2 separate regions of the Homo sapiens genome follow, and region 2 is linked to region 1. The links are chromatin loops, found by intact Hi-C in ENCODE. Cell type or tissue: Caco-2. All regions are shown on one strand.

Evidence for each region. A loop is a pair of places that touch in the nucleus more often than their neighbours do. Peaks named below come from ENCODE experiments on the same cell type or tissue, not always from the same donor. Only the 100,000 strongest peaks of a DNase experiment are listed, where the experiment ranks them.
Region 2: a loop joins it to region 1, with 4 times the contacts of the local background. A loop is called at or near these places in 3 of 110 quality-filtered maps.

Annotation. Positions count from the first base shown.
Region 1 is chr1:178,752,442-178,754,941 of GRCh38, reverse strand. The region is part of intron 1 of RALGPS2 (Ral GEF with PH domain and SH3 binding motif 2); the gene reads right to left. Among named protein-coding and RNA genes, the nearest start is that of RALGPS2-AS1, 27 kb to the right of the region's middle. In Caco-2, CTCF peaks have their summits at 1,103 and 1,358 (motif pointing right); no DNase peak of the experiment used is centred here.
Region 2 is chr1:178,613,149-178,615,648 of GRCh38, reverse strand. No RefSeq gene overlaps it. Among named protein-coding and RNA genes, the nearest start is that of MIR4424, 63 kb to the left of the region's middle. In Caco-2, no CTCF peak of the experiment used is centred here; a DNase peak (open chromatin) is centred at 1,078.

The DNA.
Region 1 (2,500 bases):
TGTAGTTCCAGCTACTCGGGAGGCTGAGGCAGGATAATCACTTGAATATGGGAGGCAGAAGTTGCAGTGAACTGAGATTGCACCACTGCACTCCAGCCTGGGCAACAGAGTGAGACTTCGTCTCAAAACAATCAAACAAACAAACAAACAAAAACTGGTAAATTTAGTAGAAGGTATATAGGAGTTCTCTATTTTAAATAATTTTATATGTCAACTTGACTGAACCACAGGATGCCCAGACATTTGGTCAAACACTATTCTGGGTGTGTCTTTGAGGGTATTTCTGGATGAGATAAAAACCTGGATTAGTAGACTGAGTAAGGCAGATTGCCCACCCAATGTGGCAGACCTCATCTGTTGAGGGTATGAATAGAACAAAAAGGCTGTAAGAGGGAACTCTGCCTGCCTGAGTGCTTTAACTGAACATTGGTGTTTTCCTCCCTTTGGACTCAAGACTGAAACAACAAAACTCTTCTCAGGTCTAGAACCTGCTGGCTTTTGGACTAGAACTTATACCACCGGCTCTCCTGCTTTTCAGGCCTTCACACTCAGTCAGGAATTACATATTAACTGTTTTGGGTATCCAGCTTACCAATGGCATATCTTGGGACTTCTCAGCTTCTAGGATCATGTGAGCCAATTCCTTGTAATATATACTATATAAGAAATTATATAGTGTATGTAATTATATAAGGATTATATATATAATAAAATATATATACACATCCTATTCATTCTGTTTCTCTGGAGAACCCTAATACACTGTAAATTCTCCCAAATTATACAGAAGCTCCTCAACTTAAAAACCTTCAACCTGCAGGCTGGGGCACGGTGGCTCACACCTGTAATCCCAGCACTTTGGGAGGCCGAGGCGGGCGGATCACGAGGTCAGGATATCAAGACCATACTGGCTAACACAGTGAAACCCCGTCTCTATTAAAAATTAGCCGGGCGTGGTGGCGGGCGCCTGTAGTCCCAACTACTCGGGAGGCTGAGGCAGGAGAATGGCGTGAACCCAGGAGGTGGAGCTTGCACTGAGTCAAGATTGCGCCATCACACTCCAGCCTGGGCGACAGAGTGAGACTCCATCTCAAAAAAAAAAAACCTTCAACCTGCAAATTTTCATAGAAACCAACAAAGCTACACATCCAATAGACAGTACAACTCTAATGCAGGTACTGTTATAACTGAAGTGTTTTACGGTTTTTTCTTCCTGCTTAAAGCACTTGGTACATAAGTATCTCTAACTCGATTCCATAATAAGACAGAGACGCTTGGTCTCAAACATTTTTGTTTGAGTATTACGGTGAACATTACGCTACAACATAAATTTTAAAAGAAAAAGTACAACTGTTACCACCAACAGATGGCGTTAGTGATCACTTGTTTAGCATCAATCTGGACTTGAGACAAAATGAGCCGAGGAACAGCTTTTTGGACCTAAGCTCATATATCCATAAATTTTTGCCTCATGCTAATAATACAGATGAATATTATTTAGGAGATGGAAGATATTTTAGAGATCTCAACTTAGGGTGCATTTCAAACCCCCAGGTCTTCTCTAATTTTAATATTTGACTTGTCTCAGGGCCCATGTCCCACCCCCAAATACCATAGAGAATCATGGCTGTAGGAATTCATTGTAAAGTGATGAGAAAGTGTTGTATCTTTCAAATGTGTAAGAATGAAAGAATACGAAGGCAGGAAAAAAAAGGACAAATTTGCTAACCCACTGCTTTGTTCCAATCCTGATTTTACATAAGACAACATCAATCCAATGCCAAGGTCATGTGATCTTGCCAAGTCCACATAACCAGTATGGCACATTCAGTGCCTCGTATTCAGTGGACTACCAGTAGTTCAAGTACAGTACAGAGGGCAAATGTAAACAGAGGTGGGAAGCATCAGGAACTGAGTCTGAAGAAATAAAGGGCAATGTTTGTCACAATAACAGAAAAGCCTGGACTGTACACAATGAAAAGGCAGAGTCCATATTAATGAACTATTAAATTGTATCTTACAAATTCCATTCAGGATACATACATAAACAGAAAAAGAGAGAGAGAAAGACCATACTGAATTCAGAAGTCTCAACAAATGGATACCTAAGCAATGACTTCCCCTACAACAGACCCTTGGTATCAGTTTATTAAGTATTTTTTCCAAGGCAACTTGAAAGATTTCCAAATTGGAGAATATTACTATGGCATATAAAACATTAAAGTATAACTATTTTTTAACTCCTTCAGACCTTTAATGATTCTAAGAAGATTGAAATAATTTATACTTATTCACATTACTATATAAACTGTAAAGCTGACTCATATGCACCATGAATTTAAGCCATCACGAAATGTTACATTTTACTCTTTAATTTACTCTAAATTCTTCCTTCTACAGCTATTGCTTTTTGCTTCTCTTTGATCACCAGCAGTAGGAGTAGCTGCAGGAAGATAGTGCTGGCAACAAAAGCTACTATGGCCAGGCAACATGGCTCACA
Region 2 (2,500 bases), 140 kb after region 1:
AGGAGAACCTTTTGTGGCAAGGGAAAACAAAATGGTGAAAACTTGGAAGATATCAATAACAAGCATACTTACTGCCATTAGTGGCCTAATGATAATGCTGAATTTGTTCAAACTACAAGTATAATCAATTACATATTTATTATATATTTAGGTTTAGAATGGTTGACTCAATTGGCTTGAGCAGGAATGATCAAGTTTTTACCATAGTGAACCATGTGATCAGAAATTCAATTAAGTGAATGCCACCTTAGTTTACTTTTAAGAATGACAGTGTTGGCCGGGTACAGTGGCTCACGCCTATAATCCCAGCACTTTGGGAGGCCAAGGCGGGCAGATCAGCTGAGGTCAGGAGTTCAAAAGCAGCCTGGCCAACTTGGTGAAACCCTGTCTCTACTAAAAATACAAAAAAAAAAAAAATTAGCTGGGCATGGTGGCAGGCACCTGTAATCCCAGCTACTTGGGAGGCTGAGGCAGGAGAATGGCTTGAACCCGGGAGTGCAGTGAGCCGAGGGTGCGCCACTTGCACTCCAGCCTGGGTGACAGAGCGACACTCGTCTCAAAAAAAAAAAAAAAAAAAAAAAAAAAAAAGTAAAAGAAAAAACCCCCAAACAAACAAACAAAAAAAGAATGACAGTGTTGAATGAGAATCCATGTGACTCAAACCTGAGTCAAGGATGTAGGAGGAATTGATACCTACTTTCCTTTTGTCAGAAATCCATAATGTCCCAGTTTCATTCTGAATTTTAGTGGAAGTAAATCTGAGGAACTCAAAATTATCTCATGAATTATGATTCAGTTCAGTTAGAATTATTAGCTAATCCAAGCCCACTAAAGAGACACACACTGGTGATTAGTTTCACAAACATAGTGTTAGGCAGGTGAATAGTCCCTGAGGAACCCCTAGTTATAAGATACACCTGTTTTTCTTCTCCAAATCTCAGTGGCCACACTGTGGTGGCAGATGGGTCCCATTTAGCCTTGGACCCTTCGCCAGCCATTGGATTTATATCATAATGCTGTGGAGACCCAGGTGATGTGTCGGGCCCCGTCTGGAACTGCTAGTTAGGCCTTGCCTCATAGCTAGAGATTGCAAGGACAGCCATCTTGTGGCCTAAGAGAGCATGAATGGCCGGTTCAGAAGTATCAGAGAGGCCAGACCCCTCTCTGGCATGGCTTCAGGAAGCCATCTCTGGTAAGACACTGCATAAACTGAATAAGTCCTTTGTTAACTCAGACTCCGCATAAATTTTTACGTCACACTTGATGAAAAACGCAGATTAAACTACTGGGCTTATACCACTGTAATGAAGACATTTGGCTAACGGGCTCTTCAGGATTTATTATATTCAGTCCTGAGTTAGAATGAATCCAAGCTGTTTGGGCACAACCTGGCTACAATATGTGATTACATTTCTGTAAGTGCTGGTCAGCCTGTGTGTTTTTCCATGACCCCATTTGTCTAATTTCCTCTGTTTTTATTTTTGTTATTTTGATATCCAGATATTTATCTTTCCTCTACCACTGAGACAAAGAATAGCTTGGTTTTCAAAATAGTTTGCGGTTAATACTTTTTTGGTCATCTGGATTTATTGAAATGTATGATGTGCATAATCGGTATAGTGTTTCACGGCACTTGAGGGGCAAGAAATATTACTTTGTTTTTCTGGATCATCAAATTCATCTCCAGTATTCTCTGAGCCCAGGAGCAATCATCTGGGGAGGGGTCCTCCCTCTCCATCACCCCTCTCTTGAGTTGTCCCAGGCTTCCAGGGCTTACTCAGTCTAGGAGGATGGGGAGAAAAGCCTCTGTCATTAATCCATTTGGTCACTGGAGAAGATGCTCTCACGCAAGCCTGCATGGACCTCTGATGGCTGGGAGCCCTGCAGCTATACTTCCTCCTCACTAGAGCAGACAGCTGTTCCTGAGCCGAGGAGTTGGAGGTCCAGCTTCAACAACATCCACACAGCCATCCGCCAGTCAAGGTCCTATCAGCTCCTGGGCACTGTCTCTCCCCAACTCTAAATGCCTCATGGCCCTGATCCCACCTCCACCCTCAGCCTTCTCCTGCCTGGAACCAGTGCTCCCAAGATTTGGAGCACTGTCCCTTGGGAGCCAAATGTGTCCCTTGGGAGCCAGGGACATAAAAACACTGAAGCTTGCTGCCTTCTCTGAGGTTAGGGGAGAATTCCCTTCAGTTCAATCCACAGCAACAACAACAATAAAACCTCCACAAAACCAAAAACCACAAATAAAAGGGCACAACACTAGAAAATTTCTCAACAATCCACTCTAAGTAGGATATATATATATGGCTATAATTCTTCTTGAGTTTTCTCTACAATTTTATTTAAATAATGTTTCTTTTTTCCATTTTTTGTTGTTGTTTTGTTTTGTTTGTTTTTTGAGACGAAGTCTTGCTCTTGTCGCCCAGGCTGGAGAGCAATGGCGCAATCTCGGCTCACTGCAACCACCACCTCCCAGGTTTAAGCTATTCTCCTG